2 separate regions of the Homo sapiens genome follow, and region 2 is linked to region 1. A link is an interaction called in ENCODE POLR2A ChIA-PET data of the cell type or tissue named here. Cell type or tissue: PC-9. All regions are shown on one strand. Each heading gives the region's core, and the rest is flanking DNA. Links, peaks and the distances in the headings are about the cores only.

The links. ChIA-PET counts read pairs that join two places held together with the same protein. Peaks named below come from ENCODE experiments on the same cell type or tissue, not always from the same donor. Only the 100,000 strongest peaks of a DNase experiment are listed, where the experiment ranks them.
Region 2: POLR2A ChIA-PET joins it to region 1 with 5 read pairs; 2 of 35 experiments call an interaction of 5 or more read pairs at or near these places.

Annotation. Positions count from the first base shown.
Region 1 is chr15:69,735,718-69,752,049 of GRCh38, forward strand. It overlaps LOC107984788 (a long non-coding RNA gene), which reads left to right and starts at 16,232. Exons shown (of 3, transcript XR_001751592.3): 1 at 16,232-16,332. In PC-9, for the core only: no CTCF peak of the experiment used is centred there; no DNase peak of the experiment used is centred there.
Region 2 is chr15:70,140,937-70,157,268 of GRCh38, forward strand. No RefSeq gene overlaps it. Among named protein-coding and RNA genes, the nearest start is that of TLE3, 51 kb to the left of the region's middle. RefSeq lists enhancers at 1-369, 137-236. In PC-9, for the core only: no CTCF peak of the experiment used is centred there; a DNase peak (open chromatin) is centred at 9,335; H3K27ac peaks cover 1,423 bases.

The DNA of each region.
Region 1 (16,332 bases), core at 3,748-11,747:
AGGGAGAGTAGAGGAAACTAACCTTTTAGGGCTTAACCCTTTGGTTGGCTGTTCTTCTCTGAAAAAGTAGACATTTCTTTCATTTGTAAAAATGCCAATTAGTGCTGAGGGGTTTTGTAAGTTTCAGGATGGGAGCTTGCCAGTGGGCTTGCACTATGGGATTCTCCCAGTGACACAGGACTCACTGGTGGCATTTATTCCCACAGTGTCGGCTTTGCATGGGGGATTTGAGGTCCCTGGAAAGGCCCAAAAATCATGCATATGTCTCTTCTGGAGTCAGAGTAATTTGCCATTTTTCCTTTTGGTTTTTTTGAAGAGTATTTTGAAGAGTTCATTAAAATGCAAAATTGGAAAGATTGCACAAAAAGAGTTGTCAATGTACTACTCATCAAACCTTTATTCAGTACCAGTGGGATCCAAAGCCTATGCTGTTTGAGCAAAATGCCGAGAAAAGGGAGCGTCACAGACTCAAGGGCATAGGATCTGGTAAGGAGAGGCTGTAGAGCACCCTAATCTAGCCTCATGTTAGCATGTGGGAAAGCCAAAGCCCCAGGAAAACAAGGAACATTCCCAAAGCCACACAGCTATTGAGTGGTGAAATCAGGCTCATTTATTTATGCAACACAGCTCCTGCCTACCCCCTGGAGGGACTTGTGTACATCCTGGGAGGTCAGGGCAAACAAACCCAGGGCAGCACATGCCACAAGCCTAACACTGCAGAAGGAAGGGCAGGAGGTGGACAGCAGGGTGATGGGTATCAGGGAGACCTTACCTCCGTCAGCTAAAGAGCATCTACTGTCCACCATGGTAGCCAGCACTGTATAACACCTGGCTTCTCCCCATTGTGACAAAAATAAGCAGGCAAGGAAGGCCACGTCATCTACTGAGAAGTTATGGCTAGTCACTGTGGCCACATGTTCAAACTGATCTCATGTAATTCAGTGATCAGTTCTACCCATTGCTTGTTCTGCAGTTATTGGTAAACAGATATCCCATTGCCTACCATAGGATTACAAATTCTTACAGTCAATTCAGCCATGTCCTTGGCTTGTGCCATCCAATCCACAGCATGCCAAGTTGCAGATCTTGCAGCCATTAAAGTTTACTGCTGGTTTGCTTGGAGGTCTTTCAATTTCCTCATCTGTAAAATGAGGGTAACAGATTAGGAACGTGGAAGATCTCCAAGCAAAGTAAGGGGCTGAACTGACTCTGTAAGAATGGGATACCTGTTTACCAATAACTGCAGAACGAGCAATAGAAATGCCAAATAATAGGTGCAGAGCCCAATTTCTAAAAATTGTATCCACAGAAGGAGGAAGGTGTTATATTGAGATGCTCTATGGAAAAGATATCCAAATAGTTTAGGGGGAACCCTGTATATTTTAATCCTTTTTTGCTTTGGTCAGTGTGGTGGGCTGAACCATAGCCCTCAAATATATCCACGTTTGAATCCCTGGAACTCATGAATGTTACCTTACATGGCAAGAGGGACTTTGCAGATGTGATTAGTTACGTCTCTTGAGATGGGAAGATTATTCTGGTGTTCCAGATGGACCCAACATAATCACATGGGGCTTTATAAGAGGGAGGCAAGAAAGTGAGGAAAGATCATTTTAGAAGCAGAGATTAGAGGGATGTGCTTTGTAGTTGGAGGAGGGGGCCATGAGCCAAGGAATACAGGTGGCCACTGGAAACTGAAAGAAAGGCAAGGAGATGGATTCTCCCATGAGCCTCCAGAAGGAACCAGCCCTGTTGATATTTTGACTTTAGTCCCCCAGTGAGGCTAATTTTGGATTTCTGCCCTCCAGAATGGTAAGAGACTCAATTTTTTTTTTTTTTTTTGAGGCTGAGTCTCAATCTGTTGCCCAGGCTGGAGTGCAGTGATGCGATCTCCACTCACTGCAAGCTCCGCCTCCTGGGTTCACACCATTCTTCTGCCTCAGTCTCCAGAGCAGCTGGGACTACAGGCACCCATCACCACTCCCAGCTAATTTTTTGTATTTTTAGCAGAGACGGGGTTTCACCATGTTAGCCAGGATGGTCTCAATCTCCTGACCTTGTGATCTGCCTGCCTCGGCCTCCCAAAGTGCTGGGATTACAGGCGCGAGCCACTGCGCCCGGCCAATGTGTGTTGTTTTAAGCCACTTGGGTAATGATAATGTGTTACAGCAGCAACAGGAAGCTAATACAGCCAGTCATTTCTAAGTAATGAATGACCTCAACTCTGCTTTTCATTCCTGGGTCTAGGGGTTGGCTGGAGGAGCTCTGCTTCAGATTATGGGTTGGTTTTAAGTCTCTCCACCCACTGCCCATTCTAGGGCAGTGGCTGCCAGGGGTGTGCTCCACTCATGGCAATGGCCAAAGCATGAGAGACAACCAGCAGATACTTCTTATGCCTGTCACCATTTCAGCTCTCAAACACCCCCTCCCACCCACCTTCTCTTTGCCAAAGTAAGTCACATGGCCAAACTGAACTTCAGTGGGAACTGGAAATGTACATAGCCTAGTCTAGAGGGAGATACTGCAAAGTCACATAGTGAGGGCAAGGATGTATGATTCTAATATTGGAGAAGAGCAGTAAAAGTTGGAACAATAATCCAATCTGCCACACTTTTTTGGAAGATTCATAATAGGTATTAACACGTTAAGAACTCTGAGAAGTCCTGCAGTAAATAAACCTGTCTAACTATTTAACACAGTGTTCCCAAAGCTTCTTTGAGTGCAGAATCCTACTGTCATCCTGTAGAACTAATATTTTGAGAAATGCTTATGTAGGCAGTTCATCTCAGAAGTCTGAGGGAGGAGAGGGCAGTGGAACTTGACTGGGCCTTGAAGAATGGATTCAACTAAGCAGATTGTGACAGGGGATTTACCAATGGCAGAGAGAAATGGAAATGTTTTCATAAGGGATGCTTTCTCCTGAGAATCTCATCAAATGTTCTATGCCCGTAGGGAAAAGAAGAATCTGTAATGATACTTGTCTTGCCTGAAAGAGGGAACACAATTGTCTTGGAGTCCAGTGTCCCCTCATCCAAGGATCTATTTGAAATGCCTTAGTCACAAAAGGTGGACACTCACTTTTAAGCCAAGGATTGGTGCATCTCCAAGCCTTCTTCGGCAAGCTAGAGTCTGAATTCTTTTGAAATCCAGAGATGCTGAAGGAGATTAGAAGGTGCAGTTATTAGAGACAGGTACTGCCACCTGGACTCTTGCAAATATGCATGCGTTGGGAGGTGCTGCTCCCTTAGAAACAGTGAGAGAGAAATGGGCCAAACAGGTTTCCCACAGAAGTCTGGTCATCTCAAGTCCACTAATAGAATTTCTCCTGGAATGGAGATGAGAATGTTCGCCTTATTTTCATGAGGACCTAGACTAGGAACAGGCCAAGGAACAGGAAGCAAGTCCTCCAGGATGGGTGCCTGTCAACCCCACTGGGGCCCAGCAGAGCGTCTAAGCAATGAAGGGAGGCCATTGATAATTGCTGGAGGCCTCCTCTGCCCTGCAGAACAGAGATTCCCCTGCATCCTGCCTCCTCCCTCCACAGTGGGGCACTACTGTGTGGGGAGGGCTGGCCACACTGCAGGACTGGTGACTTACTTGACACAGGCAATTAGCCTATTTCCATGTAACACATTTTAAGGGAGGTCATTAGAGCCTAATAAAAGGAAACAATAGTGCCATAAATCCCAGGATCAATAGAAGGGAAAGCAATGAGGCTGAGAGCTGGCTTCCTCTGCAGAGCCCAGAGAGGCTTCAAGAATGAAATGCCCCTTAAAATGGAAGGACAAGGAGAAAGAGTATTTACCAGCTCATGCACTCACTCCTTCAGCAAAAATATAGAGGGCACAGACCAGCCCCCAGGAGACAGACCAAAGGCGCAGGCTAGTTGGGGGAGAAAGGTGCAAGGACAAGAATATCATCACTCAGAACAAAAGCTAGAGGGGCCCAGAGGAGGGAGTGACTCCCCAGAGGCAAAAGGTTGGAATGGCAATGAAGGATCAATAGGAGTTTTCTGCGTGGAGAAGGAAGGGGAGGCAGAAGGATTCTAAGGGAAGGAAGAGTACACAGACAGCTCTGAGGCAGGAGGAGCCTGGTGAACCCTGGGGACAAGGAGTGCAAGAACAGCTAGGAGCATAGACATAGGGAGGGGAAGGGGGTGTGGATGCAGAGGTATGTTGAGGCACAGATGGGGAAGAGATTTCTTTGCCAAGCTGGAGTTTGGATTCTTTTGAAATCCAGAGACACTGAAGGAGATTAGAAGGTGCAGTTATTAGACTAGGCAAGTACTGTTGTGGAGAAGACTGTGGATAAGGAAGCTCCTTGTCTTGGGTACTCATTCTGTACACCTGGAGCTGGCCTGGCACCCTGAGGAGCCTTGCGGGAGCCATAGATCCTGCTCTCTCAGCCAACTTTGTACCTGAGCAGAAGTATACCTCAGCACAGCATTGATTCATGGATTTGGAGGTAGGCCTGGGGGTGGTCGAGGAAGACAGTGGGTGAGGAACCTGTCCATACACCTGAAAGGAAGGGGCTTGATCAAGAGAAACCCGCAAAGATGTTTTGAGGGGCAGATGAGGTGTTCACACTTCAGGTTGTTCCGAAGATAAAAGATGTCATCAGCAATTCACGAGGCTTTAGGCCAATGTGGGATGCATGCCCGCGGCTCATTAGCCCAGTGGTGAGAGCCCCGTGTAGCACAGTCAAGATCACCAGCTCAGTCTGCTTTTCCAATTTACAGTGATCAGGAACCCACGAGTCCTTATGCTGTATCCAAGAGGAGAGGTAGATGCTGCACTTAGCTTTGCCATCAGCCATTGACTTCACCTAGGGCCTCTCGCTCTCTCTCTAGATCTGTTTCTTTACAGTAACTGGATTTTCCTCAGTAACCCTCTCCTTCACCCAAACATCCAATCAGTCATGAAGTCCGGTTGATTTCCTCACCCAATGTATCTTTCCTTCCCTGTCACTTGGAAATTGCCAGAGCCCCCAACGAGGGCTTCTCACTTCCAGTCTTGATTCCCTGCTACCTGTGGTCTATGTCAGGGGTCTGTCAATGCCAGTTAGTAGATACTTGGGCTTTGTGAGCCACATGTGTCATTGTTGCATATTCTTCTTTGGTGGAAACAACCCAAATGTCCATCAACTGATGAATGGATAAACAAAATATGGTATGTCCATTCAGTGGAATGTTATTCAGCCATGAAAAGCAGTGAAGAGTTCTATTGTACATCATGGTGACTATAGCTGATAACAGTGTATTGCATACTTGAAAATTGCTAAGAGAGTAGATTTTAAGTGTTTTCACCACAAAAACATAAGTATGTGAGGCAATGTGTATGTTAATTAGCTTGATTTAGCCATTCCACAAGGTATATAAGTTTCAAAACATAATGTTGCACACTATAAAAATTGACAATTTTTATTTGTCAATTAAAAAATACTTAAAAAAAGAAAAGGATGAGATATGGATACATGCTGCAACAGGGAGGAATCCTAGAAACATGCTCAGCAAGGGGTTAGGAACAAAGGCCCACATATTATATGATTTCATTTCTATGAAATGTCCAGAATAGACAAATTCATAGAGATAAAAATTAGATAAGTGAGCGGCTGCTTAGGGCTGGGCTGGGGTTGGAGTGGGCAGATAGGCAGGTGGTGGCTAAAAGGTATAGCATTTTTTTTGAAGTAATGAAAATGTTCTAAAATTGACTGTGCTGGTGACTGTATAACTTTGAATATACCAAAAACCATCAGGTTGTATATTTTAAATAAGCAAATTATATAATATGTGAATTATCTCTCAATAAAGCTGTAGTCAAAAAAAGTAAAAAATAATATTTCAGTCACAGGCCATATAAAAACAAGCCGTGGGCTGAATTTGCCCCATGGGGCCATGGTTTGGTGATCAGGGGTCTATGTTGCTGCCAACACGAACTGTCTAAAATGCAGATTTGATATTGTCACTGCCCTGGCAGGAAATGACTCCCATTGCCCACTGGATAAAGGAATAACTCTTTGGCTGTCATTCAGAATTTTCCACACTCCATCCGCAGCTTGTCTTTCTAGTCTCATGTCCTTCTGTCCTTTTCTGTACTACAACCACATTGATAAATACGCATACATTTGTTTCCCTTTGGTTTGCGTCTGTTGTACCCTATGCCTTCAGTATTTTGGAAAGTCTCAAATTTATCATGTCTCAAATTCTCACTGAGGTGTCCCTTTCCTCCATGAAGACTTCCCCAGCCTCCCTGGGAAAATGGATTGATATTATAGGATGTGTTGTCTTGTATTATCTCTGTTTAAATGTATGCCTCCTTTCCTAAGACTGCAAGCTCCTTGGCATCAGGGAAGCAGGGACTGTGTCTTTTCTTCTTGGCCCAACCACTGCTTAGCACAGGTGCCTGGCACACAGTTGACACTCAATAACTGCTTTCTTGAACTGAACTGAAGCCTAAAGAGAAGCAGATTAGCTAAATTACATCACAGAAATTCAGCAACATTATATTGCTGAAAAGGCTCTTTGAGCCGCTCTAGTAATCCAAGGCCCTCCTTTTCTATGATAAAACCAAGGCCCAGAGAGGGGCACTTCCTTGCCTGGAGTCACCCAGCAATTAGGGGCCAAGGCATACCTAGAGCCTGCATCTCCACCCGGGACCCCAGGGCTCCATGTGCACACCTCCGTGTCTTTCTGCAGTCTCCTCCAACATTAACACGCTGGGGAGCTGGGCCATTTGCCACAGCCAGGTTTTATAGCCATCTCCTTGGCCCGGCTAAGCCAAACCTCCCAATGGCCAGCAGCCTGGTTTGCCTCACCCCCACCCACTCTGGGCACTCTCAGGCTCCCGAGAAGGGGCCAACCACCTCAGGAGCGGCCTGAGATGCTGGCCAGAACCTCCAGGCATTCCTGGCTATGGGAACAGACTGTGCGACACGGCCTCTGACACAGCTGGAGCAGGAGGCTGGACTCAGGCTCAGATTTGGATCCCATGGTTTGATTTATTGCATCGGGTACTTGTTCCACACATGTTTTTCCTATGCCTGGGGATACCCCAGGCTGATTGTGGTTTTCTCTTTCTTTCTTCATGTATATTTGTGTGTGTGTATAGAGAAAGAAAGGGAGGGGGGGAAGAGGGAGAGAGAGAGAAAGGAAGGAAGGGAGGGATGAGAAAGAGAGAGAGAGTTCTGATTTTTGAGACAGTTAGTTGCAGGATCAAGGTTCTTACAGGCTGCTGAATAATTAAACAAGACTCTGGGATTTCACAAAGGTTTATTCCTTCCATGCAGGCACACATATGGCCAGCTTCAACCTCCATAGCCTGCAGCTGAGCCCCTACTATGTGCCAGGCACTTAATCCTTCGAAACCTCACAACTCCATACAGTAGGAGAGACTGCCCTTGTTTTAAGGACAAGGGAACCAAAGCTTAGAGGGATTACATGATTTGCCTCAGGGAGGCAAGTGGTTAGCAAGTGATGGAGTCTGGATCCAGATCCCAGCGTTTAATTCTAGCATTTGTTGCTGCCACACAAGCCCCTGTGCCCTCCCATCTTTAGTGAGAGCCTCCTTTGTACCAGGCACCAGGCTTTAGCAATGACTAACATGTGGTCTTCACCTTCTTAGAGCTGTGTTCATTTTTGTGTGGTGTCATTTGCCTTGTGGTCAGCTTTGCTAAAACTGATCAAACTCCAAGCTGTCTTCCAGGCCCACTCTTATGTTTTCTGTTGATTCTCTGACTTGAGCTTAGAGATCATATCAGCTGTTCCATGATCTCTTGTTTAGTGGAAGAAGAAACCAAGGTCCTGGGGGGTCAAGCAGCAAGCCCAAGGTCACCTAGCTAGTGGATAACTGAGCTGCAACTTGAATCCTTATCTCTTGTCTCTCAACTCAAGCTCTTTTCATCCTCCTGGGCTGCCATCATGCTACAAGCTGTCTTTCTCCGTGGAAACTTTTGGAACCACATCTCGTCATTTCAGCTGGAAGTAGCTTGGATGTAGGGAGCGGTCCTCCTCATTTCAGGCTGTGTTTGTATCTTTGTGATGCTCTCTTGCTTCCGGGGTGGAAACAGCTCACCAGGCCAAGAACCAGGAAATGCAGGTTCAGCTCATGAACCTCTTCCCTGATGCTGGCTTTCAGGTATCTTGTGTCCTCGTCCAAGCCACTCCTGGCACGGACACAGGGACAAACGTGGAAGGGGAGTTAGAAGTCACCCACCTTACAGGTGAGACACTGAGGCCAGAAGGGATAGAAGTGACTAAGCCAAGCATAGGCAGCAGGGTGTAGCTACAGTTTTGAGGGTCCTCCTGCCTTTTCCTGTGTGTCAGAAAGCAGAAGAAAGAGAACATGGATCCTCATGAAATAGGGAGGCAGATGCCAGCTCATTCGAGGAAGCGCATCCGCTAATGCTCAGTGTTGTCTGAATTGGGAGAAGATTGCCTTGAGAGTAGTGAGCTCCTGTGGTAGGAGTCAGCGAAATAGAGGCTGCCTGAGCTCCCCAAGGGCGGGTGGGGCAAAGATCAGATTGAAGGGGCTCAATGGCTTCCGTGCCTATCCCAAAGAGCCCATGACCTCAGGATCTAAGACTCCTGGCTTCCCATCTGGGAGAGTGGGAGAGCAGGAAAGGAGGAGGGTGGTGGGGCAGGGGAGTGGCTTTCACTGATAGAAAAGACCCAAAGAGCTCTTATTATTGGCCATCAGCCAAAGGTTTTGTAGGGTGTTGCCTGAAATGTAGGTCTGGGCCCCCAGAGGGGCTGTCTAACTAGATGAAAGGCCACAGCACTTAGAGGATGGTACGGAACCTCCTTCTGGGGAAACGAGCCCAGGAAATGGGTGGGGATTGTCCCAGACACTCAGCTGGAATTGATGGGGCAGATGAAAGCTCAGGAAATGGCCCATCACTCAGTTCTGGGCGGCAACTTGGACATCTTCATGGACCAAGGGCTGTAGACCTCCTCATCCTGGGGACCTTGGAGGGTGGGACCCAGGGAGGTCTCTTTTAGTATGCAAAGCAGATCTGGCCCTTCCTCTCAACAGCTGTGTCTGTGGGCAAGTTGCTTGGCACTCTGAGTAGGTTTTTGCATCCTGAGTGGGTTTTTGCATCCGTGTACCAAGGATAGTGACTCCTCCCTCCTGGGCTTGTAAGTACTCCGTGAGAGCAGGTATGTGATGTTCCTAATACAAAGCAGGGGGAGGAAGTAGTTTGGATCCCACATCTTGATTCACTGAGTGGGGTAGTTACCCTTCACAGTCTCCTCCTCAGCTTGGGGCCAGCCCACACTGAATGTGGTTTCCTCTTTTTGTGTGTCTGTGTGTGTGTGTGTATGCATGCATGTGTACATGCATGTGTGTGTACCTGTGTGCACATGGCAGTTACCTGCCTTTCATTGACCCTGAGGTTCATATCCACTTTGAGGAGCCCAAAGCTCTCTCTCAGACCTGTGCCATATGCCGAGATTTTCTAGGACCCAGCCAGACACCAGTATACCTGGGCAGACCACAGGGAGTGCTGATGGGGTGCATCTCTCATACTGGTAGGGATGGGGTGGGGGTAGTGCCCCTGGAAAATCAAATAATGATGCAAATTTCAGAAAATAAAATAAAATAAAATAATTAGAATTCTATTCATTTTAATTTTATCTCCCACAGATTGTCTGAAGTGTTTGATATCTGATGTTACCTCTATACGAGAACATAGGATAGGTCTGGGTCGGACCACAGTGAACCAGCTGGTCAGTTACTTTCTTTAACTGTCTCTAGATCTTCTCAAAGAGCTCCTTCACTTCCAGATTGGCTGCTGCCCGAAAAACTTGAGAGTCACTGAGAGCCACTGCTCCAGAGAAAGATTACTCTTCAGGAGCAGGGAAACCTGGGATCCGGGTGTGGCTCTCTACTAACCCACCTTTGACCAGCAGCCTCATCTCACTGGGCCTCAGTTTCCCAGTCATGTTTGGGGTACAACCACGCCTGCCCCCATCCTACCTGACAGGGCTGATACAGGCTCAAGAGTGTGATGGGTGTGGAAGAGCTTCCTGAAATGCCAGCTCGATATGTTCCGATGGGTTTTGCATGAGTGAATTCTACAATGGCAGGGCACACACTCCGTGCAAGTCTTATGCTAGGCTTGCGGACCCAGAGATAAGCGGGACCTAACCTTTGTCTCCAGGAGCTCGCAGTCTGTTCTTTTTTCTGGAAGCTGACTTCCATTCTGTGTGGCTTTTGTGCCCGGTCAGCATACACTGTACTCACCAGTGAAGTTCTGGTGGTGGCGTTCTCACCGCACTCTCCTCCCTTCCTCCCCTCATGCTCTCCCCTTCTCCCTGCCTGCAAGCTGCTTCTGTAGGAACATGAGTGGGACAGGCTTCCAGACACCGTCTCATCCAGATGGCAGTGGAGGCCACTGAGGCTCAGAGGAGTGAATGACTGACCAAGACCTGTTTACCTGCCTGTTTTGTTGGTTTTTAAAAACACCTTTCCAAGAGTTAATGTACACTGATTCTTAATATGTGGGACATATAATATAAAAATTTCATACTGAATAAATGATATTTATTAAGCCAAAAAAGGAAAAAGATGAGGTGTTTTGGCTATATTACTTGAAATACAAACATGCAGGTTTCATCACTGAAAAAAATAGTCTCAATTGTGTTTCTTCATGGAGAACATCAACTGAACCTGGAATTTCCTCACACCTTCTTTAGAAAGAAAACACAACAAAACAAAAACCCAGGAAGAAATTAACTAAAAGCTTTTTGGCCACTGAGACAGCAGGGACGGTACAGCAGGATGCTGAGGGGCACACTGACTAGCAGCAGGTCACACAGCCTTGGCTCACTTTTTGCAGGTCACCAACTTGCTAACTTGTGATTCTGTAAAAGGGGGAACCTGCAGCCTGCGGGAAGCCAGAGGGTATGTGCAATGCACCATGTCCTATGCATATACGCACAATACTGTATGTGCACATGTATATGTCACATGTACACAGGTACGGGGCCGCTGTTCCCAGGGCAGGATCAGGAAAGATACCTGATCCAGTGCCCAGCACAGCCATTTCTGAACCATATAGATATTATTCCATGAAAACACACAGAAGAGTCTTCTCTAACAGCTGAGACCCCTTTTTAGGATGATGATGATGGTGATTTTGTTTACCATTCACTGAGTGTCTGATACGTGACGCTGGAGACCGGGGCTGGCACTGTCAAGTGAGAGAGACAGATTATAAACATAATAAACAGTAGGATTCTGGTTCAAGATGACTGACTGGAGACATCAGACACCCACCCCCTCCAGAACGGAGAACCCACATTATGAGGAGACAATCACGCTGGGGACCCAGAGGGGCCCTGCCCTCCATGAGCCTCCAGGCTGGGAGACAGAGACAGGTCTCCCCTTCAAGGATAGTAATAATGGCAAATGTTTCCATCCCCCTTGCCCTGTGCAGGCATATGTACATGTACCTGTGGCAGTGCAGCAGCAGCAGAATTCATTTTTCTCCCAGCAATTGCAAAGCAGAGACCAGAGAAGCACAGCACTTGAGTGGCCCAGAGCAGTCCCTGTGTCGCTAAGGGACTCTGGCTGGGAGGAACAGCTGGCCTGGCCCTGGAATTTCACCGCTTGCTGAGGCTCAGCAATGGTCCTGGAGGGCCCTTCCCACACCCTCAGGAACCAGCACCTGGAGGGCGACTCCTTGTCTTCCTCAGCCTGTGCAGGCCAGAGCAGGACCGACTTGCCTGGGGCCTTCTTGCCCTTTGCTAAGGGAATACCTGGTCCTGGTCCCTGGCTTTCCTCAAAGACTCTCTCATCGAGTTCTTCCACAGAGGGCACTCACTGGAGACCTGTGGGCCTTATATGGGCTGTGGGCAAGTTTTATTTGACCAGAATTTTTTTCAATAATTTCAATAGCTGCCAGTATTGAAATGTTGGGTGTTTTCACGTTAAAAGCAAACAAACAATAAAATCCTGACCTTTCTTGGAAACTTGGGAAAGCTGACCACAGGAGGCCGGGTTCCTGCACCAGCACGTCTCTGGAGTGGTCGGTGGAAGCCTTGCTGCCCTTTAGCTGAGGGCACGTTTCCCGTGGGCCCTGCCCAGCCAGCCTCACACGTTTCATTACTTGCCTGGCCCTGTGGCATTTGTGTGTGTGACCCATGCCCAACTCTGTCTTTATTTTATAGGTGGGAAAACAGGAGCGGTTTAAAAGTTGTGAAAATTGGAGCTCTGAGAGCCTCCATCTTTTTTCTTTTCAAGCAGCTCCAGGCCCTGTTGGTCAAAAACAGCTGGACCCACAGGAGATGCTGGACCCCACCACATACCCACCATGGGATGCACCCCACCCCCTCAACCATGGCATTTTCTCAAATTAAAGATTCCAGGCAGGCTGGGGCTTATTTTCCACCCAGTGTCTAGGGCATATTTTCTCCTTCAAGTCATTACAAGTTCTACATCTCCAGCAACCCAGGGTCTTGAAGGCAAAGCCTGCTTTTCCCGACAGCCCCAGAGTGCTCAGACGCGAGGTTTCCTCTGTTCAGTTTCCATATGCCCCACTCTCGCCTTTGGTCTGGGTGCAGCTTGTCAACATTAAATAACCACCTCTTGCGGTTCTCTCATAACAATTCCTTAGATCTTGGAAGCCTGGCTGTGGAGCTCTGCATATGTATAGATCTAATTTTCACACAACAGGCTGCTTAGCAGATGGGGACCCAGACCAGCCTCCAACGTTTAGCTGAGAGCTAAGACGTGGGAAACTAGGTGGCTTTTAACCAGCCCCTATTGCTGCCAGCACTCAACCTTACAGAATTTTCATAGAGGGGAAAGAAACTCAACCCCCACCCCCAACAACAACAACAACAAAAAACGAACAACAACAGACACACACACACTCACACACACACACACACACAACCAACAAAACCACAATTTTCCTTGCTCCCCCAAACCAGATGGCAGATGGTATGGAACCAATAAAACACAGATTCAAACATTTGTTTATTTAACATTGAATGTAATATGGCTTTGTGGTCCCTTGCAAGGAAACACCAACCTTCCAACCAAAGAAATGACAGATTTCAGTCAAACCTCAGGGCAGCGTTTGGAGGAGCTACCCCTCAGGAGGCCCATGCAAAGAGGGGCCAGGGAGAATTAAACACTGGACTGGAAGCCTCTTGGCCTGGTTTCCTCTCTGGCTGAAAAGCTAGGTCTTCGGAAGTGCTGACTGACACTCCATTTCTGTTGCTTGCCTTTTGTTGATGTTCAGTTCCAAAGGCAGCCAGCCACATGAAGAATGTTTCTGCCTGCTTTCTGAAACAGCTGTGGAAGATGTGACTCTGGGCTGCCAATGCAAAAGAGCATGAGAAAAAGGCTTGAGCAGTTGAGAAAAGGCTCTTTCTTGGCGCCTTGGGTCTGTAATGTCAGAGAATGTGACTTTGCTATGCAATGTGGTTCCCCTTTTGCTTTGGCTTCCAAGACACACAGAGCTAAATTATATGTTCAGTTGAAATAACTATCTCTACTAGTTAAGATTCTTTTGGTTACAAGTGGCAGGAACCTGGCCCAAATTATTTTTTTAAAGAAGATAATTGATCAGGTCAAGTAAGTGCAGATGGCTTCAGAGATGGCTGGTTTCACCGTGGATTCAGTGTTACTAGGGCTTCCCTTTCTAGGTCTTAGACACACTGTCTCCACACGCCAGCCATGGTAGCCCCAAATCACCCCAAACTCACATCTGGGAAGATGTGAGCAGCCCCAGGAGAAGAACGAGTCTCTTCCACCAGCTCTGCCAGCAAAGTCGTGTTGGAGGAACCTGACTGGTCCTGCTTGGAGCATAGGCTCACCTTCAAACCAATCACAGTGACTGAGACTTGGTGTACTCAGCCTGGCCAAACCTGGGCCATGTGACTATCCCTATAGGTGCAAAGAGGGGCAAGACTAACTTGACCCTGAACACATGGAATATATTTCTTATAGAAAATATGAGGAGGAGGAAGGAGAACTATGCAAATAAATAAGCCTGGGATTCTGGCATAGCTTTTCCTTCTCCTGCCCTAATTCATATTTGTCTTCTAAAATGATTTTTAAACATGTATCTTTCGTGTAAGCAATTCCAAAATTATTAAAAATAAGAGTAATCCATGATGAATGAATGAATTAATGAATAAACAAGTGAAAGATTGAGTAGTCTCTAGAATGTGCTGCTTAGGGTGGTTCCTTTGTAAAATTGTACAATCATTATTCAGATTGCCAGAGCCAGAGGGAGCTGTAGAGCTCTACCTGTTCATAATACTTGGGTTATAGATGAGATCATGGAGGCCCAGAGTGGAGGTACATCACCCAAAGCCTGGTAAAAATCATCTGCACAGCCTGGAACCCAGAGCCCTGATATCAGGCCTGGGGCTCTTCCTGTCCCATATCTGTCTCTTGCCTCTCATCTTCCTAAGTCCTTCTCCCTGGGCTGGCTTCCACTTTCGGGCCCTTATTCTGGAGTCTTGCTATGAGTTGCCTGGCAAAAATTTCTTGCTAGTATATTAACTTATAAGAGTGAAACTGAATTTCCCAGGGCTGTTTGGGCCTTCTAGATCCCCCAAAATGCATCTTTAACAATGATCTCTGTATTGGTTTGTTAATTGTTAAGTAACAAATTACCACAAAGGTAGCAACTTAAAATAGCACATACAAATATCTTCTCTCAGTTTTCATGTGTTGGGTTACCAGACATAGCTTAGCTGAATCCTCTGTACAGTCTCACAAAGCTGCAATCAAAGTGTTTACTGATGCATTCTCATCAGGAGGCTCAACTGGGGAATTCCACTTCCAAGCTCACTCAAGTTGTTGGTTGAATTCATTTCATTTCCCTGTGGCTGTATGACTGAGGGCCCCAGCTTTTTGCTGGCTGTGGGCTGGAGGCTGCCTTCAAGTTAACCTCACAATTCCTTGCCACATGAGATTCCTCAACATGACTGCTTACCTCCTCAAGCTAGCAAGGAGAATCTCTCATCCAGAGAATCTCTCAACTCTGTCATCATGGAGTTTTATATAAAGCAACATAATCATGAGATTGACATCCTATTACCTTGCCATACAACGTAATCGAATCATGAGAGTGGCATCCATCACCTTTACCATATTCTGTTGGTTAAAAGCAAGTCACAGATTCTGCCAGGGGCGAGAATTATTAGGGTGAACTTAGGGTCTCCCTCCACAATCTCAGGTCTTGGTGACTCACCTGTAATGTACTCATAACTCTATAACAGGAAGCCCCTACTCCATGCCAGGCAGCACACTGGTCTTTACACATGGCTGAGTGGAAGTGATGGACCTACAGACAGATAATGGCCAGACAGTAAGGTCAAGGCTGAAGGCTGTGTGTTTGAAGGGTTTGTGCATCACAGAGGATACAGCCTCTTCTTAAACTGGGAAGGCAGGGAGTTAACACTGGCACAGGCTTGATGGGTGAATAGGAAATTGACAGGAAGACAAAAAGGGTGGCAGAGAAGGTCATGATGTGGAGGTAAAAGAGCGAGATGAGTCTGGGGAGCTGCAAGTAATCCAGTTTGATTGATGTTAAAAGCCCTTGGGTCATGGGGCAAAGCCAGATCACTGAGGGACCTAGAAGCCAGGTTTAGAAGTGTGTCTTCCTGCTGTGACCTGAGACAGCCACCGTGAGGTTATAATAGGGGAATTTGGGAAGTGGCATGATGGGCTTGGGCTCCAGGGAGTGAGAAGCTCCAAGTAGGACCCTGAGCAAGGCAGTGCCTATGGGGATGAGAACAGCCTGGCTTGTCTGTGCTAACAAGAAGTCCACTCTCCCCCTAAAATATTCCAGGGAAGGCAGACCTTCTGAGAGAAGTTTCAGGCAGCTGGGCTGTCAGAATGATGAGTTCTGCAGACCAGCAGCTGAATGAAAGAAGAAAAATGTCCCAACAAGCCCCGTTTCACTGCCCTTGACCTTGCAGTAGAGCTCTAAGTGCAAAATCTGTCATCTATTAATCTGCTAGAAGTTGACAAAAGGGACTTTGATCAGGGGTTGTTTTTTCTCCCCTTCTTAAGTTTCCTGATGACACATAATAGCCCATTTCAGCCGTAGGCCCGGAAGCACGGCCATCATTCTTTTGCTCACTTCAACCCCAGTGGCCTCCTCCCCTCTGTGGCTTTCCCCCATCCCCTGCCCTGATATTAATTGGCCTGTAAGTGGTTACATGTGTTTCTTTTTATGTGTCAGTTGGAACCCGTTATTTGAACTTCACAGCTATTTGGGAACACAGAAAGGATTCTCTGGGCCCGAGTTGGAAAATGGAACCATCTAGAACATGTCACATTTGCTTCTACCTCCTGTTTTTTTTTT
Region 2 (16,332 bases), core at 4,666-12,665, 410 kb after region 1:
CCCGGTTACTGCCTGTGATATGCTAAGCTCTTTCCATGGTTTTTCCCATTCATCCTGATGAGGCCGGCAGTACCAATCTTCCCATTTTGTAGATTTGAAAACTGAGGCTCAGAGAGGTTTGGATGACATGTAGGTTAATGGCAGAACTGGATTTCAGTGCAGGCCAGCCTGCTGCCAAGGCCTGTGCTCCTGATCAGCATGTAAAGCTCATCCCCTCTCCCTCTAAGGTCACTGAGCCCCATCAGGGTCTAGGCGCTGAAGATACTGAGAGAAACAAAGTACAACCCCTGTCTTCACTGAGCTGCCAGTTAAAAGGAGAACAGCCTCGGAGACCAGTGGCCACCATGTGAAAGTGAAAGTGCTTTGTCAGAGGCTTTCTGCACAGTCGTGGGAGTGGGAAAAGGAAGCACTTGCCTCTTCAGGGGCCCTATGGAAGAGGGGGCCAGCAAGCTAAATCTGGAGAGAAGAGATAGCATTTGCCAGGTGGGCAGAAGGGACAGCACCTGTGGCCAGCCAGACCCTGCAAGCTGTGTTTGTTGTGGTCACTGAGTGGGCCTGAGTGCCGCAAAGTGAACCACTCACTCTGAGGTCTAGGTGGGGCTGTGGAACTTGGAGGATTTTAAGGAGCAGGGAGAATGAGCTAGGCACTCTCAAAGGCTCAGGTAGATGTGGAGGGGGCATGGAGCAGACACAGATTAGCCTGTCCTGACCTCTCTTAGCACATCAGACCCCAAGAGGACCCCGGTGACAATTTCTCAAGACCTCATGACAGCAGTGTGGGTAATGATGACACAGTGGTGGTGTCTCAAATGCACCCAAAACTTATCAGTGTCACTGTTTTTGACAGATCCATCCTTAGCCCAGGCCCAAGATGCAGGCATTTTCACTCCCATGGGACCCACGAGAAGAGTGGAGTGGTTCCACATCAGGAGAATGGGACGCTTTGCGGTGTGAGCCGGGGGAGGCCCTTTTGCTTCCCTCTATGGAGCTCAATTTTTTCAGCAGAAAATGAAGTGGACAGGATGATCCCTGAATTCTGGCTTGAACAAAAGCTCCCGCGTGGCGCTGAAGGTGGAGGTGGTTCGGCTCAAGGAATCTACCCTGTGAGCATGAGGAGTTGAGACAAGCCTGGGCTAGGAGAAGGACACCAGCCCATGACCCAGGCTAAGCTCTGTCATGGGCAGGATGTATAACCACCACAAGTCATTTCACTGCTATAAAATAGAGATAATAATCCCTCTCCTGTTCACTTATGGGCTTACTGTGAACATCAAATGAAATAACAAGCACAGAAGTGTTTAAATTGTAAGGTATGGTGTCAAGTTGAATCATCTTCTGGTTCTTGAACCACAGGGACCATTTAACCCAATTTCCTCATATTCCAGAAGAGGAAACAGAAGTTCAGAGTGGCTGTGACTCGTCCAGTGTTCTCTGTGGCAGAACTGAGACCAGCTCCTAGATGCGATCTCTTCTCTTTAACCACCGCTGTGGCTGCTATGATTCAGAGACCTGACAACATTTTGTCATAGAAAAAAATTCAACCACCTCCCCGCCGCCACCCCCCACCCTGCTGACCCTTGGCATGGAGTATCTCTCTGCCTTCAAAAGAAAAGAAGAAACAAATTCCAAACCCCAAACCCCACTAACTGCAGAGCAGCTGCTTCTCAGGGAAAGCGGCCACCCGGAATGTAACGCGGCAGAAACCGGTCTCACTGCCTGCCACCAAGCAAACGTGGCCTGTTCTGATGGCTCAGTGGCCAATGTCTTCCTGTCACCAAGCTCCTCCAAATCGCGGGGGAGATTGTTTTGACATTTGATTAGCCACAGAGTGTAACTTGTGAGTGCTTGAGCAAGCCGACTCTCAAGCAATGGCATCGCTGAGTGCTTTAGCCTGTTAGAGATACCATGTATCAGGGAAAGCGATGGCGGGCAGGGCTCCAAGAGGGAAGATAAGTGGGCTGTTGGGAGAAATTAATACGAAGAAAGGAAGCGGCGAATGAAGTCAAACGAAAACAGGGTCCTGTGATATCCATGACTCATAAATTTCATTGATACCCAGAATGTGAGTTCCCTGCTCTCCCTCGAGTTAGTAAACTGCTTGTCCTCAGGGTGACCCTGCGGGAAGATTCAGGGGCAGGAAGGAGGTGGGAGGAACAGGCTGGAAAGCCCGCATAACTTTTAGGTGGAGCTTGCACAAAATGCTTTCTCTCCTGCAGGGAAGAGCCTATGAAGATGGCCCTGAGAACAGATGAGTGCCTGCCTAGGGCGTGATTCAAGGGGGAAGAGGTCACCAAAGGAAGGCAGGAAGGTGATAATTGTGGGGGTGGGAATGGAGATTGGAGGGACCCAAGACAGAAGTCACAACTGAATCCTTATTTCTTTTTTTTTTTTTTTGAGATGGAGTCTCTCTCTGTCTCCCAGGCTGGAGTGCAGTGACGCGATCTCGGCTCACTGCAAGCTCTGCCTCCAGGGTTCACGCCATTCTCCTGCCTCAGCGTCTCCGAGTAGCTGGGATTACAGGCGCCTGCCACTACGCCCGGCTAATTTTTTGTGTTTCTAGTAGAGACGAGGTTTCACCGTGTTAGCCAGGATGGTCTCAATCTCCTGATCTCGTGATCCGCCCACCTTGGCCTCCCAAAGTGCTGGGATCACAAGCATGAGCCACCGCGCCCGGCCTGAATCCTTATTTCTTAGCAAGGTTGTTCAGGCCACCCTACTCCAAACTATTTATTGCCATGAGTCCCTTCATTATCTTTAACCACCATAAACCCCCTAATGTGAAAGACTGAGTCTGCCAAATGAATTAGGTTTTGCCGACAGCTCAGACCGTGGAGTTCCGTAAGCCTGCGGTGAGAGCTAAGTCTAATCTATGGGGGGTTCTCAGTAGGATGTTTGACATGTTGGAAACCACTTGGGGACCCCTCTGCTTTCTGCTGGACTCAACTTAGGCTGGCAGCTGTTGATCCTGTGCTGTCACCTCCACCCCTCCCGCCGGTGCCCATGCCTCGGGAGCCATGATGGAGAGAGGTCAGCAGGAAGGGGAGTGAAGTAGTGGGAAAGGCCTGGCCTGGGAAGCTGGGGAGGGGTGTGGTCCCAGAACATAAGGAGGGGGAAGACTAGGAGAGGTGTCATATCAGGGGACTTCCTGGAGCTGTGGATTTGCTAATGCTGCCCTCTCTTCACTCTAAGGCCCTGTCTGTGACATCAAGTGACCTCCCTATATTAGACTCTTGTGTGCAGAAAAGGCTATACCTTTGTAGCCAAGGAAAACCCATTTCAGTGGGCAGGAACCCACATCAGAGTCCGCAGGTAAGCACCCCTAGTAAGGCTAAATGAGGAATAGATTGGAAGATCCAAGAGATCTGGAAAAGGGGGCCTTTTATGAACCTTAGACGCAGGAACTGCCATTGCCCAAACCCAGCTCCAAACCCAGCTCAGCAGGATGGGGCCTCCCCATACTCCACCCCAAAGCCTGCAGTGGAAACCTCAGAACTGACCTTCCAGATTGACCAAGTTGGTAGTCTTAGCTCTAGATTGCACCTGAGGAAACTGAGGTACCTAGAAGTCAAGTAATTTGTTCAGCATTACATGCTGGACTCTACGTCCAGCTTTGTCTGATTCCAAGCCAGGGCTTGCAATGCTGCACCATGTACTGTGTGGAGGTTTTAGTGCACTTCAGAGTTTCTATAGCTATCTTCCCAACTATCCTGTGAGCACGTAGAAGGCAGAAGCAAAGTTTTCTTTACTATTTGCATGGCTTCATTTTAACACATTTACTGGGGGCTCACTTCATGTCGGGCATTGCGCGAGGTGGGAATAGCTACATGATATCATATTTGGGGCGTATGTTCAAGAATTTCAAGATGGTGACAGCAGAGCATGAAACCAAGTGCAGGGTCTTTCTGAGAGCAGCTCCCGAAGCCAGTCCAGTCATCAGAAGAGCAGAGAGAAGAGCACAAAACCAGACACAACTGCAGTGTCCTCTGAGAACGGGGACAGCTGTAGGCGCAGGGCTAAGGGAGCTCAGAGGAGAGCACTAAGCCCAACAAGCACTTGACTCGATGGCGATACTACACATTTGCAGCTTCTCAGCGGGTGCTGAGGAAAGCACCTCGGTGCACGTGACCTCACAGTGACATAATGAGGCAGACATTATTTATGTAACAAGAAAACAGCATAGATCCTATACTACCTACCAGATACTTCCCTCTTCCCCAAGCGTTTGTAACTATTAACCACTTTGCTCTTAATCTTTTGATGTAGTTGCTTTGTTATCCCCATTTTACAGAAAAAGAAGCTGAGGTTCAGAGACATTAAGTGACTTGGCAAAGTCGAAGCTTCAACCTCAGATTAGTCTGTTTCTGGGTCTAGAAGTTTTTCTACCAGAGCAGCACTTCCATGCAAGTAACCTCGGTGAATCAGCTTTAGAAAACATATGATACGCAGACATTGTGTGAAGGCCTCTGGGGTCCCCTCCTTGCTGGGATGAGATGACAGGTCCACAAGGGGGCCAGGGGCAGCTGGTGCCCAGGGAGGGGCTGCACAGTGAGCCCCAGGGCCTGCAGCTTAGAGAATCCTTTGTCTGAGGATCAGCATGTGTAGGGGTGGGACTGGTTAAAACAAACGATTGCACCTTTCCTCCTTTTAAAGGGGAAAACATTGGGAAATGAAATTAGAATAAAACGAAGGGGAGAAAAACATCCATTGTCCCAGTATCCAAATACTACCGCTGTTAATATGTTGAAATATTCCCTGCCAGTCTTGAGGGATGTGGGGAAAGTGTGCCTTCTTATATTTTGGGGGAAATGCAAAGTGGTATAACTTTTACTGGAAGCAATCTGGCAACATCTATTAAAATAAAAAAAGTATATACTCTTCAACTCAGCAGTCTAACTCCTGGGAATCTAGCCCACAGAAATAAAAGCTCCGTTAGGTAAAAATGTAAGTACAAAGATGTTTATTGCAGCGTTATTTGAGTGGCGTTCATGCATGTGCACACACACAGGGAACACAGTGAATGCCCATCCCAGAGAAAGGCTGAATAAATGAGGGTACATAAAACATGGACTATTATATAGCCATTAAAAAGAATGAATTAGCACTATACTATTTGACTGGGGGTAGGGAGGTACATTAGTCTATTTTGTGTTGCTATAAAGGAGTACCTGAGACTGGTTAATTTACAAAGAAAAGAGGTTTACCTTGGCTCACAGTTCTGCAGACTGTTCAGGAAGCATAGAGCTGGCATCTGCTTCATGCAAGGACCTTCACACAAAGAAGCTTATACTAATGGTGGAAGGTGAAAGGCACATCACATGGTAAAAGAGGGAGCAAGAGAGAGAGGAGGAGGTGCCAGGCTCCTTTAAGCAACCAGATCTCATGTGAACTCATAGAGTGAGAACTCACTCATCACCATGAGGACAGCACCAAGCCATTCATGAGGAATCTGCCTCCATGACCCAGACACCTCCCACTAGGCCCCCTTACAACACTGGGAGCCACATTTCAACATGAGATTTGGAGGGGACACAAACCATATGAGGAGATATGTTGAAAGGGAAAAGATAGATGCAGAAAAAGGTGTGTAACATGATTCACTTTTTATAAAACAATAACAGAAATGACCTGCCTTTGCGTTTGTATGCATATACATGTATGTTGACACAGGTCTGTACAGGATTATACAAATCTGCATATAAACATGGAAAGACACATAATAAGCTGTTAACATGTGTTACCTGAGCAGGTATAGAGGGTATGGGGTGGGGTGTCACTTAATAACATGGGACAGGAAAAGAGGAGAGGGAATTCTCAGAACAAAAAGGAGGAAAACAAAGACTACTTATTTCCCACCAGTCTTTTTTCACTATATAATCTTCCTCCAGCCAACTCCCTAGCTATATAATCGGTGCTTCCCATGCAGAGCAGTTTGGTGGTAAAAACAGGGTCACAACCACACAGTACAGTAAACATCTACATCTAACTCCAGGCCCTACCAGATCTCCAGCCCTGCCCTTTTTTTGAGATGGGGTCTCACTCTATTGCCCAGGCTAGAGTGCAGTGGTGTGATATCGGTTCACTGCAACCTCAACCACCAGGGATCAAGTAATTCTCCTACCTCAGCCTCCCAAGTAGCTAGGACTACAGGTGCACACCGCCACACCTGGCTAATTCTTTCGTATGTTTTGTAGAGATGAAGTTTTGCCATGTTGCCCGGGCTTGTCTTGAACTCCTGGGCTCAAGCAATCTGCTCACCTTGGCCTCCCAAAGTGCTGGGATTACAGGAGTGAGCCACTGTGCCTGTCTCCAGCCCTGTTTTAAAAATTCAGTCCACCACTCTGGGAGTCTGCTCATCCAGTGATCAGGCACTGCTAGTCATTTTGTTCCTCTACTTCCAAAGCCTCCATTGCCTGCCAACCCAAACAAGTCTCCCTTGCACCCTGCTGCTGAACATGAGAGCACCATCTCCAGTTGTTCCCAAACATGAGGCGTGGCCTCTGAGATCTTGGAAACTGCTGGAGCTGTAGGAGCTCCACACATAGCTGCCTGATCTCTTCTTGGTCCCTCCTCCCCGGGCTGGTTAGGGTTTGGGGGCTGTGAGCAACAGAAAGCAAAATGGGCAAGCGCAACCAACATAAAAGGGAACTTGGTGGGAGAATTTGGGGGAGGTCACAAGATGGAGAGAAGGATAAAAACCGAGCTGTAAACTGACAGGAAGCGGTGGCTCAAGAGTCTCTCAGGAGCAGAAACTCTGTCCATCTCCCTAGCTGGTCATTCCTGGGGAACCGAACGAACGCCAGCCCTACCTTCTCCCTTGCTTCTGCTCAAGATTCAGGGTCCCAAGAGAATGTGTCATTGGTTATGTGTGTACCCCCTGGCTGAAGAAGGGCAGTGGGTGGAAGGTTCCAGCAAAAGGAGCCTTTGGGCCCCCCTCCATCCTTCCCAGTGAAACACAGACGTTTGCTTTCTATAAATTGAGACTGCATGCTGTGAGGGGAGCACTCTACACAAAGGAAACTGGGGGCTGCCGGGGGAGGGGAAAAGTCTCTGCGGTCTCAAAAAAGTCAAATCTCTACTTCTCACACCCTCCCCATTCAGAGTCTAAGGAGATGGGCAGGGTTGGTTTTTACTTGAGATTCTTCTGGTTGCAAGTGACAGAAACCAACTCAAGCAAGCATAATCAGAAAAGGGGGCTTTCTCTTAAGGAATCAGAGGAGCTTGAAGAACTCAAGCCTCGGCCAGGCGCAGTGGCTCTCGCCTGTAATCCCAGCACTTTGGGAGGCCAAGGGGGGCAGATCACCTGAGGTCAGGAGTTCGAGACCAGCCTGGCCAACACTGTGAAACCCGTCTCTACTAAAATACAAAAATTAGCCGGGTGTGGTGGCTGTTGCCTGTGATCCCAGCTACTCAGGAGGCTGAGGCAGGAGAATCGCCTGAACCCAGTAGGAGGAGGTTGCATTGAGCGGAGATCATGCCACTGCACTCCAGCCTGGGCGACGCAGCCAGACTCCATCTCAAAAAAAAAAAAAAAGAACTCAGGCCTTAGGAAGGGCCATTTGAGGACCAAGCTTCTCTCTGGCTTCTCTATTTAAAAATACATGGTCTCTAAATCTGCTCCTTCCCCCTCCCCCTGCACTTGTCTGAGCCCTTCTCTCTCTCCAGACTGACTGTCTGCCCTTCATGCCCAGAAAGTTGGAAATCTTCCAGCCCACAGCTCCTGCATTTACATTTTTCCCTAGCTAAAAAAGCAGTCCAGCTGTCTGGCTGTCTCTCGGCCTCAATTAGGAATCTCCCAAAGGGACAACTGGATTGGCTCTGCCTGGGTCAGGTTTTCATCCTTGCTCCAATCAGCTGTGGCCAGTGGGCGGGGTCACCTGGTGGAAATATGGCTGTCGGGAGCCTGGGGTTGGGGTAGGAAGGCCTCATCCAGGGCAATGGGAACCAAGGGAGAAAATGGAGGGAAAACTTTAATTCAAGTGCAGAGTCCAGCAAACCAGGAGCATTTTTGGAACCACAGAAAGTGAGAGGCAGAAACTCAGCGTCCTGTATGGAGTTAGGGGTCAGGGCAACGGATAGAAAAGTGAGAGAATCAGGTTGGGAGCAATAGGGAGCCATAGCTTCAGAAACTGCTTGAAATTACCGAGGTAGCAAGTCTTGCTGCTTGCTTTTAGTAGCTGCACTGGAACATGATATGGGACTGGGTTAATTTGGCTTTAAGACCCAGGCATGGAGCTGACAGTTGTGATTAAAATGGGGAAACAATTTTGAAAAATTAATTTTTACTTTTTCCAAAGTGATACATGGACATAGTTCTAAGAAATCAAAAAACACAAAAGAGGCTTCCGGTGCAAAGCGGCTGTCTCCCACCCCAGGGCTTCTCATTCTCTCACCACTCCTGAGAGGAAACAATTTCAACTCCCTTAGGCATTGCTTCTATTATTTATCTTCATATACTTCTAAATAATTTGCTATGCTGCTTTTCCCCCCATTATCTATTGACTTCATGTTCTGGTAATTGAGGATTTAGCTACTTTATAAGCTCTCTCCTCCATTTCTCCTTTGATTATCTTACTATGTTATATCATAGTTTGGGGCTGTGTTTACATTATTATGGCTGTGAAAATATTATTCCCCCATGACCCAAGTCAGGTACATTCCTCCATTTGTACATCACTTTGCTTTTTTGTTTGCTCAATTCTCTGTCCTCCAAAAGAAGTATCAAATGCCTATCAATATTGTTTTCCAAAAGTTTGAAACAACATGCTGGATAATATACAAATTTCACCTCCATGCCTTCCCACTTCACCCCTTATTTGGACCGGCTGCTCTCTGGTTATCTCTAAAATCCAGCCAGTTTCTTGGGTGAGATCCCCATTTTCCTGTATCCCATGTATTCCTATTTATTGGTTTCTTTTCTTGTTTGGCTGAAGCACATCCTATGGTAATTTCCTAAGGAAAGGTGCAAGGGAGGTCAATTTTTTTGCGTGTTTGAAATATACTTATTCCACCATCATACTTGATTTATGATCAGGCTCTGTGTTCAAAATAGGGTTCCTCTCTGCATTCATGTTTCCATTGTCTTCTATTTCTCAAGTTCTAGTTGAAGTCTGACACCATGTGGATGTGGTGGACATGGGGAGGGTACCCTGGGTCCCTAACTCCTCTGAATGTAGACTTTAAATTAACTGCAGTGCCTTCCACTCTGCACATCGCCATGGATTTTTGCAGACTTGGAGCATTCAAGCTCTGAATCTCTCAGGAATCCTTTAAGATAAATCAATGTGCTTCTCACTGGTCTGCCTTCCGCAAGTGCTGAAGTTTGTAACTTTCTCCACTGTGCTGAGTCATTACCACTCATCCCTCTGCTTCCCAGAGCCCAGGTATTTGTTGAAATCTCTTATCTCCTGATGTCACAAACCACTTTGGACTTGGCATTTCATATATGTCTCCCCATTTACTGTCAATTTAATAAAATGTTGCCAGTGAGAGAAGGTCAAGGTATATTTAATCCATCATATTTAACTGGATTGAAATTCTTATTTTTCCCTCATATATATAATATACAATATTTATATATTAATATATGTTGTATATTTATGTATTATTTATAATATATTATAAATATGTAATATATAATTATATACTTATAATATATAATATAATTACATATTTATAATATATAATAATATAATATAATTACATATATTTATATATTCATATATATGAATCTTACAAGCAGATTTCAGAGGGTGATTTCTCAGTCTGTTTTGTGCTGCTGTAACAGAATACCTGAGACTTGATAATTTGTAATCAACAGAAATTTACTTGGCTCACAGTACTGGAGGCTGAAAGTTCATATATATGTCCATATCCATATTATGGAAGTTTTACGGATTTCTTTTTAAATTGCTGTATAGTATTTTACAATCCATTAAGAAGATGTGGGATGGTTTACTTACCCAATCCCTTATTGATAGACATTTAATTTGCTTTAATTTTTCACATAATGAACACCTTTATGCATATGGCTCTTTCTGTATTTGGTATTGTTTTCTTGGGATATATTCCCGTATCCAAAGGTTGTGAACCTTTTAAACATATTTTGATAAATGTTGCCAAACTGCTTTCTAGAATGTGTGTACCCATTTTACCCGTAGGCAAGAGAAAGGAGTAGACTGTTGTAACTGCCTGGCCTGGTCTTCTGTGGCTGTATATATCTTGTTTAGCTTCAGGTCTCCTGCAGTTTGCCCCAGCACCAAGTTCTGGTGAATCTGTGTAAGTTGATAATGGCATCCATTCCTGCTGAGAAATGCCCACATTCTTATCTTGACCAGCTTAAAAAAAACAATGTGGATGAGGGAAGAAAGAAATGTGAATTCCTTTTTTCTCTTTCTTAGTCTTACTTCTGTGGGTGGTAGGGGAAGTGCAGGGAAAAGAGAAATAATTTTTTAAAAGTTATTTGAAAAAGCATGAGGTGAAACCAGTCTGGAAGGTCAGTAACTGTAAACAGGATAATTTTACTACTTCGCCTCCTCACTTCAGGAACAAAGGTGTCTGAATATACCAGTAACGTCACTGTTATGATTTGAATGTGTTCCCCAAAGTTTGTGTGTTGAAAACTTCATCCCCAGTGCAACAGTACTGAGAGCTAAGACCTTTAAGAGGTGATTAGGTCATAAGGACTATGCCCTCATGAATAGATAGTGTCATTATTGTGGGAGTATAAAGTGTCATTATCGTGGGAGTTTGTTATAACATTAAGTCTGGCCTTCTCTAGTGCATGCTGTCACCATGTGATGCCCTCCATCATGTTATGATGCAGCAAGAAGACCCTCACCAGATGCAGTCCCTTAATCTTGGACTTCTAGCCTCCAGCACTGTGAGCCAAATACATTTCTGTTGATTGTAAATTACCGAGTACTCTGTCGTAGCAGCACAGAACGGACTGAGATAGTCGCCTTCTGAAATCAGCTTGTAAGATTCGTAGACCTTCAGTGCTGGAAAACCTGGTGAGGTCATTCATTCAGGGCCCCATTTTACAGATGAGGAGACGGAGCCTAGAGAGACTCAGTCCACAGCCACAGAGCAAGCCAGTGGCAAGGCCTTAAAGAGAGCCCAAAGCTCTTGGTGCTACACAGACTAAGATACTTCCCTCTGAATCAGGCCTGCCTGAATCATGCCTGGCATTTGTCAGCATCTTGTTCATGATAAACACGATCTCAGTGGTGGCACAAGGTGCACTGTGGGCCTTTCCCCAGCACAGTGCTCTGGAGGAACTGCAGCAGTAGCAGCTGAATCAATATCACACTTTGCAGGGAGTCTGTTGGCAGCTGGTCATGCAGTGAATTGTGGTTCTTGGCGTTTGTGGCTGTCAGAGCCTTTCCTGTGGGGAGGGTGGCCTTCCTGTGTGGAAGGCAGGCTCCTGTGAGGCCGGCTAGGCTTTACAGCTCAAAGGGTAGGTCTCAGGGCCCCCAGAGAGACTGGTAGCTCTCTGAGGTTGCTGTGCACAGCCCTAACTGTCCACTGGGCTCCTCCACTTACAAAATCTCACTTTGGGTCAGCTGCAGTGTCTCACACCTATAGTCCCAGCATTTTGGGAGGCTGAGGCGGGAGGATCACTTGGGCCCAGGAGATAGAGACCAGCCTGGGCAACACAAGGAGACTCCCATCTCTACAAAAAAATTTAAAAAATTAGCCAGGTGTGGTTGCATGTGCCTGTAGTCCCAGCTACTTGGGAGGCTAAGGCAGGAGGAAGATGAGGCTTCAGTGAGCTATAATACAGCCACTGCACTCCAGCCTGGGCAACAGAGTGAGATTCAGTCTCTAAATAAATAAATAAATAAACCAACCAACCAACCAACCAACCACCAAAAAAAAACAACAACAACAAAAAAAACACTTCACTTTGACCCTTACATTTAGTCCTTCCAGACTTTTAACTGAGTCTGACCAAGTGTTTCTGGTGCCAACAGGTTTGAATCTATTCAGGGGAACAGGGGACCAACCTGTGAAAGCAGGACCCGTGGTGGTTGTCCTTTATTCCCTACGGTCTGGGGGCTTCTCGTGGGCCTGCTGTCCCTCCACATCAAGCCTGAAGCCAAGAGGCTCCAGTGTCTACTGCCAGGAGCCATCTCAGCTCCACTACTGGTCCAAGTACCCGATGTGAGCACATCAACATCCCCAGCCCCAGGTGCCTCATCAGTAAAATGGAAGATGTTAGATGGAACATATGAAATTGCTAGTAGTCAACCATTTTTGACCTACAACAGCAACACAGTTCATATGGCTCAATCTACTACTAGCACCTACCTTATGGCATTTTTAAGATTAAACTAGGAACATTCATATCCAATGCTTAGCACACATGTGAAATGTAGGAACCACCACCGTCTGTGCTTATTTTCTAGACTCAGGACTTGGGCAAAAAACAACAAGTGAGCTAACAGGAACTGAGCGTCTACTATCTGCTGGTACTATACATGCCATATTGTTTCATCTTCTCAACAGTTCCAGGGAGGGTTGGCATGGTTAACACCATCTTATAGATGAGGAAACCGAGGCACATGGAGGTTAAATAAATTGCCCCAAATCACACGGCTAGTTGACAGCTGGGCTGTGATTGAAATCCAGATGTTTCTAACTCTGGAGGCTGTGTGCTTTCCTGAAGCACTCTGTCACTTTCTGAGTTCCAGTGTTGGGCACTTAATAGTCTTTCCCCAAATTTTGAATTTGGAAAATATAAAAGAGGATTTTGAATTACCACTAATGAATTAACAAGCTTCATGCATGTATTATTTTATTTGAGCTCATAAAATGTTGTGACTCCTCATACCACTCCATGAAAGAGGAACTCTTGCTTCCATTTTACAGGTGAGAAGCTGAGGCTCAGGAAGGCTATGGGACTTGCCTGAAGCCACACAGCAGGAAGCAGAATAGCTGAGATCCACCTCCAAGTCTGCTGGACTCCAAAATCTGTGCTTTCTCTCTGCTAGGCAAGAACCGTGGCTTCCTTCCTCTTAGGGGAAGGGCTGCAACACAGCCAGGCCGCTGACTGAAATCTTCTCATCCCAGGGGATGCGGTGGCCACTCTCCCCATCCTCTCCGTCCTGTGTGCGATTCACCTGCCTATGACTGGGGCAAGGCCTAGATTTGTGGGAAAGGATCCCGGCGCTGGGATCATGATGAACGGCAACCTCCCTGCAGCAGCCCCCTCCCCCAACAACACACGCACATCAGAGCTCGGGGGGGAGGCAGAGGGCCCTCCTTGCTCAAAATAGCTCTGTGTTATTAGCTGCATTTAATTGAAGGTGTTTCGAGGGCAGCCTCCACCGGGCCCAAACCAAATGGAAAATGACACACTGTCAAATTAATGTCCCCAGACCATGATAAATGTCCGGGCTTGGTGAGTAATGCTTCCATTTCTTGTTTTAAAGGAGAAGGATGCAGCCAGGCTCCGCGCGTCTGTCCCTGTTGTGCGGGGAAAGGTCAGGGGCATCCTCGGGATAAATAGCATTCCTCGCTGGCCCGCCCACCCAGGCTGGGCTTCTCCGGCTTCTGCTGAGCTCTGCTTTCTCTCTCTTCCTGTCTCTTGAGGCTGGCAAGATTGCTGAACAGCTTGTGAGCCTCCCGGCCAATGTCCAGGGAGGAAGGAGCTGGAGATAAGACTAATCCTCACCATCCACCCGTACTTTATACCTTCCAGAGTGCAGTCACCTCGGTTATAGCGTGTGTTAGTTGGCATTCGAGGCCTGCTCCTGACCTCCAGCTGCACGCCTCACTGCCATGCCCTTGGTTCAGCCATACTGATTCCTCAAACCCGCCCTGCACACCCCAGCCTCTTGGACTATGTGGAACACAACTGCTAAAGCGCCTGCTCTGTGCCGGGCTCTGGGCTCTGGGCTCAGCCCCTGCCCTGGAGGACAGACAGCCCCTGAGAGCCGGAGCTGCCCTGGCATTCCCAGCCTGGCTGCGGTAATCTCTTATTGAACATAAACAATTTCCCAGAATATAAACATCAGACAAGGCCACAAGCAAGACGAAAACAAGACCACTCCGTAATTGTGTCTGAACACAGACAAAAACAAGAACACTGTCCAAACCACAAAGATCACCAAACACCCCCCTGTCCTGGCGAACATCAGGGACTACTGCTTCTTTACCAATTACAGCTTCAGCTGTGCTCTCTGCTTCCCTCCTTCTAGATAAGATCCCCAGACACAGAATTACTCCCCACCACTTTCTTCCTGATAGCACTCCCTCCAGAACCAAGCTCTGCTCCCTGGAGCACCTCACACTAGCCCAGATCCTGTAACTCATTTCCAGCACTCTCTCACTGAGCTGCCTCGCCATTCCCTGTGGCGCGTGTTCTCCCTGTTGCAATGGGTAATACACCCGCCTTTGTTCAAATATAGATGTGTTTCTGGCAGCTTGGGCTGGAAGGCACTGGCACCACCAATATGGCCACAGAGCTGGGCAAAATGATAGAAGAGCTAAACTGCCCCACAAATAATCTGTTTCAAGAACAAGGGGGGCAGACCATTCATTCTGAATGGGGTGGCTTTGTGGAGGAGGAGGCATGAGCCTGTCAAAGCAGGAGAAAGTGAGCAAATGAGGCCCAGGGAACAGGTGGCCGGGACCCTCCAGGTGACAGGACCCTGAGCAAAGGCCGCCAGGTGGGACAGGCATGGGCAATGTCGTGTTTCCACCCCCCTCTCATTGTCTCTTGAAGTGGGGGAGATACTGGTTGTCCTTCAAGGCTCACTGGGTGTGTCCTCCCCCAGGCTGCCTTGGAGTCCCATCGCTGCCCTGGGGCTCAGTTTCCCTGTTGATAAAATGAGAGGATTGGACTCTGTCAGTGCTTTTTATACTTTTCTTTTTAGAGGACAATCCTTTGTCCTCTATCTTTGATAGCTCTTCTATCGAAGGCGATCTTACCCAGAAGCCCAACATAGAAAAAGCATAAAAGATGTAAGTGATGCTGCGGTGGTTGAAGTGGAGGCTGGGGACGGAGTCTTCGGGTTTTGGGCAACTCTGAGGGGGCAGTGCTCCTGGAGACTCCTAGGGCTCCTCAGGGCCAGTTGGAAAGGCAGGCAAGGGGAGAGGGGTTGCAGTTTCCTCCAGCCCTCTAATTTGATCTCTCTTACTCTCCTGGAAGCTCCCCAAGGCCTGGAGTCACCTCATCAGCTGTCTAGCTCGGTGCCCTGCAGGCTGAGGAGGCTAAGTAGATGCTGCCTGAATCCATGTGGTCTTCACGTCAGTACTGATGGGTTCTTGCTCCCCCATTCTTCAGACATGGCTGGTGAGGACCCCAAGGAAGCCCAGGTTAGGAAAGGGCAGTGCCCCAAGTTGTGTGGACTGTGGATGGCCTGCCAGCTTCCCTGATCTCTCCCCTCCTTCCAGCACTTGTCCCACTGTGCAGGGATTAAAGGCTCAAGGCACCCTCTGTCCCTCTGTCTGTCTGTCTGCCCGCCCTGTGGGCCCAGGCTCCTTTCCTTCCCTACTGACAGCCTGAAACAATATTGAGGGCACACAATGGCTCTCCCAGCTCCATTATCGCCAACTGCCCTGCTGCTGAGAATGGACCATCAGTCCCTGATGATACATAGCAGAAAATTGGTTGTCAGGCCAATAAATGTATCCGATTGGATTTTTGACATCCGGGCAAACCCATTCGTAAGGCATTTGATTAAAGTGCTAAAAGGTAGTGCAGAGATAGCTGGGCAGAGCTGCCCTTGGTCTGGCCTAAATAGGGTGCTGTCTTCCCTCTGGGCGAGATGCCCCCTCCTCCCCTGTCTGCTCATTCTCCTCCTTTTCCATTTTCATCCTTCACTGCTCTGAAAGTGCCGCACTCAATCAGGGCTCCCAGTGGCAAGAAGGACAGCCGAGCCAAGCCGGAGAGGGATTGCCTTCCTTGGCTGCCTGTGTGGGAGGCTCGGGCTGGCCTCAGTCCCTGGCCCGGAGCCCTGCCTGCGCTGGCCCTTCCTCCCGAGCCGTCTGTGGGCATCAGTCACCAAGTCTCAGCCATTCCTCTTCCCGGGGCGCGGAGTGGAAAGAGCCCCCATCCGAAAGGCTGCTTCCAAGTCTCTGCCCAGCCTCTCCTGAGCTTGGTGACCCTGAGAGCGTTCCTATCCATGAGCCTGTTTACCCAGCTGTAAAGCGAGGATCATAAACACGGGTGCTTCCATACCTTGAATTGGAAATGATAGGGCTGATTAATTAGAGAACATGAGACATATGACTGGACTGCTATTGGTGATGACAGTCACAGTGGGTGATGACACATGCACCCTGTATGTGGGGAACATGCTGTTCGATTATTTTTAGCTTGCAGCC